2 separate regions of the Homo sapiens genome follow, and region 2 is linked to region 1. The links are chromatin loops, found by intact Hi-C in ENCODE. Cell type or tissue: PC-9. All regions are shown on one strand. Links, peaks and the distances in the headings refer to the core of each region. The heading gives the core; the rest is flanking DNA.

Region 1 (4,527 bases), core at 323-4,322:
GCACACAGCTCTATATGTGCTTGTTGAATCAGTGAAGGAGAAAAACATGAATGTGGGTGAGGACAAAAATAGTACACGCTCTACCTTCTTGTCTCTCTCTCTTCAGAAACCAAAGAAATAGCCCCAGTACAAAGAGACTGAGCAGGAGGGGCACCAACAGGAGACACAGGAGGACCATGGAGGAATCTGGGTCATCAGCAGCACCTTCAGAGAATGGGTGGAGGCACAGGGAAGGGAGAAAAGTCAGCTCAGGAAAACGACCCAGGTCTTGGAGCACCTGCCACCTTCCTCCCAGCCTGGTGACCACCCAGCGGCCTCCAGTTTCCATACAGTGTCTGTTCCCATGGGGGCTAGGAGCTGAAGAAGGTGTAGGACCTGGGCAGAGTCTCCTGTGGAGAGGGGAGAGGCAGTCACCTTCACAGAGCTTCCTGGCAAGGATGGGGCTTGAGAAGTTTCTGCTGACAGGGTTCCTGGCAACGCAGATGAAGGTCATATCACTTTCTCCCCATCTCCAGGAGATGGGGAGGATGGACCCATTATGGGACTCATTGGCTGCTTGCCCCAGGGCCTTCCAGGTATAAATCACATCCTCTTCCCCATGTTCCATGCAGCATGTCAGATTGGTCACACAGGTGCCATTCTTATTGCTCTGCAGACCCATGGTGACTTTAGGCTTTGACAGGTGCTCTGTGAGAGGAAGGAAAACCAGAGGTGGAAACTCTGCCTATAGCTCTCCATTCTCTGAATTATCCTTGGATACCTTGGACCTGAATCTCCCTGGGAGCTCCAGACTGGAGAGAAAGCAGTAATTCAGAGCAGAATCCTCATTCGTATCTGGAAAAGAGAACTACCTAGGTCTGCTTTACCATAGCTATATAATAATAATAACAATAACAACAATAGAAATAATAGAAATAATAATGCAATAAGAATATAACTGTCATTTACTAAGCATAGCCACATGGCAAGCACTGTGATAACGCATGTTAGATGTCCGCTAATATTATCTGTTCTAGAGGTTCCCTAGTCTCTGTCCTCAGGCTTCCCTTTACTCTCTATGAGAGTTCACTTTACTCTCTAGGAGAAAATTGTGTTGGAGTAGCCCTTCTGGCCCCCTTCTCTACTCTGTGCTCACTCCCCTGCCTCAGAGAATGAGTAGTTGGTTCATTGGTGAGATGGTAAGAGTCTGACATTCATCATTTACCTTTCTCTACTCATGGGTTTGAGACGTTAAAGGTTGCAGTTAAAATGTGTTTTGCCCTTTTTCTTCCTCCCCTGACTAGTTAGCCTGCAGAATACATATCTTCTGTTCCCTTCAACCATGTCTATATGGAAGACACACCTGGATCAGGTGCAGTGCCTACCTCCTACAAGCAAGTCTGGAGGCCCATCCCCTAAGGTTCCTGATACTGTGGCTCAGTGAGTGAAGCAGCTATTCTTCTTGAAGAAGTTTGAGTCATTGTTTCATAATTTTAACTTCCCTGGATGAGTGCCAAGGTCTAGAATTGAAAGGAAGCATTTCTCCTGTCTAGATTTACCAGAAATATGCTGATATTTTAATCCCCTCCTTCTTGCATCTATTTATCAATTGGTTGTAATCTGTAGAGAAAGAGATGTGATCGATATTTTGCCCAAAAATCTTCCTAAGGTAGGCATTTCTTTCCTCCCCACTACAGATATGGAAACTAAGACTTGAAGAAATTAAATAACTCGGCTAAGGTCATGTGACTAAATAAAGAAGCCAGCATTTGACCTTGATCTATGCGATGGCCACTGCACATATCAGCCATCCACTGCACCACGCTGCTTCTTACAACATCTCTGAGTAGGCAGGGACCTCAGGGGTCAGCTACATCTATTTCATTCATGCAGAAGTCCCCTCTCCCACATTCTTGCCAAGTGTTTATTCAGCCTCTGCTTAAACATCTCTCATGTCAAGGAGCTCACCACCTCACCAAGGCAGCCATCCACCATTGGAACTGATTTTGCTCACCGTAGACATGCAGCACGTACTCCTGGGTGGAGGGCTGCTGGAGTGATGAGCTGTATATCCCCACATAGTAGATCCCTGAGTCATTCTTCTTCAGTTTGCTGAGCTTCAGGGAGTAGCCTCCATCTGGGAAGTCTACTCTCTCCCTATTACGATTTTGGGTCACTATGATAGTGCCCCCTTCTGGCTGTATGGTGACAAGAGGGGTTGTGTTGAAGGTCCAGACAATAGAGTCAACTTGCTTTACTTTGGACTTCAGGGGGAAAGTCACGGCCCCACCAACGGAACCGACCAGCTCTTTCACGGGTCCAGAGGCTGCTGACCCTATAAACACAGAGAACCATAAAATAAGCCTGATTCCCTGTCCTTGTCACCAATTACTCACCCCCTTTGGGTCCTGGAGAGATCTGAGAAACCCACTCAGTCCAACACAACAACCTCCTGGAAAAGCCTTTGGAACCTCATATAGAGGTCCCTCACATGTTACCCTATTATGTAAGTGCTCACATGGAAGCATTATATTAGAAATTTATGTATCACAACAATCTTAGTTCACTCCCAGAGAGTATGACTTATAAAAAATCATCACTGATTATGTGGTTGTAGGTGAAAAACAGTTAAGAATGTCTGCTGAAGAAACTTCCAGAAGTGGCCAGCTGAGCATTACCAGTAAACAGATGTGGGGAGTAAGTCATCTTATTCTTACCTATTAAACTTGAGAGACAGACTCTGGGAATAACACAGAGCAGTGAGAGAATTTAGTTTGGGACTAGCAGTTTAAAAGCATAAATTATAATCTTGATTAACACTTTTGTTTTTGAGACAGAGTCTCACTCTGTTGCCCAGGCGGGATTGCAGTGGCACGATCTCAGCTCACTACAACCTCCACGTCCTGGGTTCAAGTGATTGTCTTGCCTCAGAGTGATTGTCTTTCTTCAGCCTCCTGAGTAGCTGGGAGTCCAGGTGTGTGCCATCTTACCTAGCTAATTTTTGTGTTTTTAGTAGAGGTGGGGTTTTCACCATGTTGGCCAGGCTGATCTTGAACTCCTGACCTCAAGTGATCTGCCCGCCTCTGCCTCCCAAAGTGCTGGATTGCAGGCATGAGCCACCACACCCAGCCTTGTTTAACTCTTAAAACAACTTTTTGAAGAAACATTCTTTATATCCCTATCTTACGGATCAGGAATGTGAGGCACAGTGGGGGTAAATGACTTACTCAAGCCACCTAGTAAGAGGCAGAGTACACACCAAAACCCACAGGGTCGAGACCTTGAAGGGCATATTTTATAGATGAGAAAACTAAATAGTAGAAATGATAAGAACTTATTCAAGGCTGATAGAAATACAAAAACTAAGACTAAATCCTTAAAGGTGAGGCAGGTTAGGTAGTCAAGGAAGTAACAGTGTTCTCAGGAGGCAGTAACTCTGGTGACCCTACAGTCAATACAATAAGCCTCAGCATTCACATTGTAATTGAGCTCATTTAAGCAAAGCTATCTTCAGTGAGGACTTTCCGCTGTAGAGAGCATGCGGATTTTGATTTTACTTGTTCTCAAACTGACCCTTTGCTCATTATAATAGTAAAAAACACACCCATGGGTGGAGATTTAAGATGCTAATGAGACACGAGATTTATGAAGAAGCATGTATAGCTACTGTGCACGTCCACCCAGAGGACCACCAAGAACATGGTTACTAGTAACACCTCTTCCCACCCTCTTATGAATAATCATGTAAGACTCCCATAAAGGGGGTCTCCCCAGTGCCAGTCTTTGCTGTCTCATCCTTATGGGCAGCCCACCCTGAATTTTCCTTCTCTCAGAATGTACTGTCTTTTCTGCACTTAACTGTCAAAATATTCTTATTCTTTTGCAATCAATTACCCTATGCTGTATTTCCTTTGCTGTGTATCTCTCATATAAATTCTTTTAAACTAAGTAGACAAGAACTGAGGTCTCACATCAGCTGTCAACAAAGGTGTTCTCCTTAAAAGTACAAAACCCAAAGTTATTTCCCCTTCTGCCTCTTAACATAAAGTGTCAGGGTGAAATTTTTAAATGGAATTTTTATTAATTCAGTCATGAAAAGCACAAATGAAAGAAGCAAAGCCAACAAAACAGCCAAGCTATAGGATCCTGACAGTTCTAATGATGCTACTGCAAGGCTACATGGTGACTTTTGTGGTTCCTGTGTACTTTTGACCTTGTTGGTCCTTCTTCCATAAGAAATATTAAAAATCATATTTCATGACTGTGTTGGTATAAAATGAATGTGATCCGGGCTGGATTCATTATATATTCATTGTTATTGTTATTGCTATATTCATTTCTCTTCTGATTTTAAAAGAAATTAAAATTAAAACTATCGTGGGCCTTATGTACAGTGTCTCCTGTGTGTAATTGGCCCTGTGAGACTGACCAAGCATCCAGGCTCTGTTTCATTTCACAGCCTGCTCTCTTAGACACAATCTTTTCTTCTACTCCAGTACTGATGTAACTCATGCCTTTTCTAGTAAAAGGACAAATTCCTATACAGAC
Region 2 (4,264 bases), core at 1-4,000, 79 kb before region 1:
CACACATATGGTTTTAAAAAAATCCAGCAGTACAAAAAATTGTGCAGTAAAAAATGTCTCTTTCCCAACTTGAGATTCCCAGTTCCTCCCCAGAGGCAGCCACTAATGTTTTTTGTATTTCTTTCCATAGCTTTTCTATGCCTATGTAAGCATGTAGACTTACATTTTTTCTTTTCTTTTCTTTTTCTTTCTTTCTTTTCTTTCTTTCTTTCTTTCTTTCTTTCTTTCTTTCTTTCTTTCTTTCTTTCTTTCTTTCTTTCTTTCCTTCCTTCCTTCCTTTCTTTCTTTCCTTTCCTTTCTTTCCTTTCTCTCTTTCTTTCTCTCTTTCTTCTTTCTTTCTTCTTTTTTTTTTCTTGAGATGAACTCTCGCTGTGTTGCTAAGGGTGGAATGCAGTGGCGCAATCTCTGCTCACTGCAACTTCCGCCTCCTGGGTTCGAGTGATTCTCCTGCCTCAGCCTCCCAAGTAGCCGAGATTACAGGCACACACCACCATGCCCAGCTAATTGTTTTTTTGTATTTTTATTAGAGACGGGGTTTCACTATGTTGACCAGGCTGGTCTTGAACTCCTGACCTCAAGTGATCTGCCCACCTTGGCCTCCCAAAGTGCTGGGGTTACAGGCATGAGCCACCGTGCCTGGCCAACATACATTTTTTTTTTTAAATCCAACTGGTAGCATACAATGCACATGGTCCTGAACTTTGTTTTTTCCACTCCATAATGTATCTTAGAGCCCATTCCATATTAGCACCTATTAGTCCTTGCTTGCTTTCCAAGCGGCAGGGTTTGCCGTTGCATGGGTATATAATCATATATGTAACTGGATTCTCACTGAATGAATGGACATTTAGGTTATTTCCTGCCTTTTATTTTAAATAACACTGCAGTGAGCATGATATTATGTACATCTTGTGTCATGTGTGACAATTCTCTTGGGTTCTTTTCAGCAGTGTTGAGAAGGTGGTGTAAAGGACAGCTGGTCCAGGCCCCTCAGCAACATTTGACCAGTCTTGGTAGAATTTCGAGGAGGAAACGCTATAAGTGTGCGAGGTGACAAATGGGGCAAAGACATCTGAAGCCCATAGGCTCCAAGAAGGAGCCTGTGTCTGAACTATTAATGGGTTTGGGAGTCCTTAAGGGTGAGAAGGAGGGGGAGGGGCCACATCCAGGCATCTCTGAGGCACTGAAGGAAATTCTGAGGTGCTTCTGTCTGTGAGCCCCAGGCCCCATGAGGTCCAGCTGACTTTCCAACCCCACGGTCCCAGGAGAGAGGCAGCAGCTGCTTTTCCTTTCAGGTGAAATTTTCATAGGTAGGACTTTCAGGAATCTCAAGATCATTCTGTTGTGGTGGTGGCACCACCTGTGAGCCAAAAATCCACAAAAGAATATGGTTAATAAAGCCTTGGAAGAGTGAGGCTGATGAAAGAGGAAGGCAAGGCCAGGCTATGACTGGTCCATCCTACAGAAGTAGAGTCATATGTGCTGGCCCAGGGATGGCGCAATCAACCAGCCTGATGCCAAGCATTTATGGAGGCTCCTAATAGGAAAGGCTGTGGGCTGGACTCTCTGCAAGGACAACACAAGACAGTTTAGTGCAGCAAATCCAGGGGATAAAAAAATGACAATGAAGGGGCTTGCCCTCACGAAGCTACTGTCAAATGATTCCAATCTCTGCCCTAGCTGGAGAAACAAAACGAACATTTATAAGAAGATAATTTAGATGGCAGAGGTTAAGTTCCAAAGTAATGGTCCAGACCATTAGTCCCCAAGCTGTTCCCAAGGGTTCTTAGGCTTCCCTGTCTGAGAGTGTTCAGGGAAGGCTCTAAAGAGCAGATAAGCTCTGTGCTGACCCAGAGGAGCGGGAGGTTGGGTACCAGCAACAGCTTGGGGATAGCATAAACCTTTGAGATGTTGTACAGAGAGGTATATCAGAAATAAGAACTAAAGTAGGTTTGAGAATTTCCAGATCAAGTAGGCAATAATGGCCTTCAGAGATCCAAAACCAGAATTCCTGGTCCTGACAATTCTGAAGACAAAAGATATAGTTGTCAAGAGTTTGGCTCAGGAAATGCAATGATTTCAACTTACACTGTAAGTGAGGTGGTTTCAGGGGTCTCAGTCTCCAGGGTAGTGTGTGTGCCTTGCAGGACTGACCAGACATGTGGTGGTCATTCTGAAACTCAGAGCAGGGACTGACTTTAAGTTTGACCGGTATTGACCCAAACACAAAGGGCCAGGCCAGAGTAGAAAGCAGCTCTGGGAATGCAGTGAACAGCACAGATTTGGCCTTAGGTTCCAAGGCAAAGTCTCTAGCTGGCTAAGCATTAGACTACTGTCTAGAAGTCAGGATGAGATGGATGATGGTTGAACCAAACCACACATCCCAACAAGTGTTTACTGAGCAAATTCTATCCATCTTTTAAGGCCCAACCCAAATTCCTTTTTCATGATGTGTTTCCTCTTTACCACAGTGCAGTGATATCCCCCACCTTCAGCTTCTGAAAAACCCTTAGGAACTGTGCATACAATTTATTAAGTAGTCAAGTAACTTTAACCCATTTACGCAGGAGGTTGCAATTTTTTGAATTTGTGCATGAGTGAAAAATCAGACCCTGGTGATGATCTTGAGCAGTAGAATATAAATAACTCCTACACGCTTAGTGTTCCAATAATGGAACACCAGGCATAAGTGCAACATATGTTTGAACTGCATGGCCACTTATATGCAGATTTTTTTTCAATAAACATCACACTGAGTGTGCCTGCCTCTCCTGCCTCCCCTTTTACCTCCTCTACCTCTTTTACCTCTACCACTCTTGAAAGAACAAGACCAACCCTTCCTCTTCCTCCTCAGCCTACTCAATGTGAAGGTGAGGATGAAGACCTTTACAATGATCCAATTCCACTTAATGAATAGTATACATATTTTATCTTCCTTATGATTTTCTTAATAATTTCTTTTCTCTAGCTTACTTTATTGTAAGAATACAGTATATAATACACGTAACATGCAAAATATGTGTTAATCAAATGTTTATGTTTTTGGTAAGGCTTCTGGTCAACAGTAGGCTGTTAGTAGTTAAGTTCTGGAGAGTCAAAGTTATAGAATGATTTTTGATTGCATGGAGTGGGGTGGGGTTGGCACTCCTAAACCCCTGAATTGTTCAAGGGTCAACTGTAGTCTTTTCTTTTTTTTTGAGATGGAGTTTTGCTCTTGTTGCCCAGGCTGGAGTGCAATGGTGTGATCTCTGCTCACCGCAACCTCCACCTCCTGGGTTCAAGCAATTCTCCTGCCTCAGCCTCCTGAGTAGCTGGGATTACAGGTGCCTGCCACCACATTCAGGTAATTTTAATATTTTTAGTAGAGATGGGGTTTTACCATGTTGGCCAGGCTGGTCTTGAACTCCTGACCTCAGGTGATCCACCTGCCTCGGCCTCCCAAAGTGCTGGGATTACAGGCATGAGCCACCACGCCCAGCCGAGAGTTTTTTAAAAAATATTTTTTTGAATATGTTATAGGGAGGGAATTTGGGGGAGATTTGAAAGCAAAAGTATGAATGGACACGATGTTTTCAGGAAAGTGAAAATGAAATGGACAGCCAGATCAAGGTGAATTATTTAAGATTACTCAGGATGATCTTAAAACGCCTCATGGTTCTTAATACTGGAACTTCCAAGTACTATCTTTGTCACCTTAGGCAAAATTAACTTCCTTGAATCTGTTTCTTTGGCTATAAAATGTGGATGACAACACTTTTCTAGAAGTATTACAAAGATCAAAGAAGAATGTGTATCAAGGTATTGTAACTGCAAAACTTCATATAAAAGCAAGTCAGTTATTATTATCATTATGATTATTTAATGATAAATTCTACCTGTAAGGGATTTTTTTTTTTTTTTAAGACATGGTCTCACTCTGTCACCCAGGCTAGATTTCAGTGGCATGATCTTGGCTCACTGCAGCCTTGAACTCCCCGGCTCAAGCGGTCCTCCCACTTAAGTGTCCTAAGTAGCTGGGACTACAGGTGTGTACCACCACAGGCCTGGGTAATTTTTTTTGAACTTTTTATAAAGACAGGGTTTCACCATGTTGCCCAGGCTGGGAATTTTTTTTTTTTTTTTTTTTTTGAGATGGAGTCTTGTTCTGTTGCCCAGGCTGGAGTGCAGTGGCACGAACTTGGCTCACTGTAAGCTCTGCCTCCTGGGTTCACGCCATTCTCCTGCCTCAGTCTCTGAGTAGTTGGAACTACAGGCGCCTGCCACC

Evidence for each region. Hi-C counts contacts between places; a loop is a spot of excess contacts. Peaks named below come from ENCODE experiments on the same cell type or tissue, not always from the same donor. Only the 100,000 strongest peaks of a DNase experiment are listed, where the experiment ranks them.
Region 2: it touches region 1 in a loop (9-fold over the local background); 3 of 110 quality-filtered maps call a loop at or near these places.

Annotation. Positions count from the first base shown.
Region 1 is chr1:160,745,981-160,750,507 of GRCh38, reverse strand. It overlaps SLAMF7 (SLAM family member 7), which reads right to left. Exons shown (of 7, transcript NM_021181.5): 2 at 1,994-2,314; 3 at 415-687; 4 at 85-204. Among named protein-coding and RNA genes, the nearest start is that of SLAMF7, 9.0 kb to the right of the region's middle. In PC-9, for the core only: a CTCF peak has its summit at 2,164 (motif pointing left); a DNase peak (open chromatin) is centred at 3,197.
Region 2 is chr1:160,824,844-160,829,107 of GRCh38, reverse strand. It overlaps LY9 (lymphocyte antigen 9), which reads right to left. Exons shown (of 10, transcript NM_002348.4): 10 at 853-1,360. The coding sequence ends at 1,292. Among named protein-coding and RNA genes, the nearest start is that of LY9, 31 kb to the right of the region's middle. In PC-9, for the core only: no CTCF peak of the experiment used is centred there; a DNase peak (open chromatin) is centred at 2,437; H3K27ac peaks cover 3,076 bases.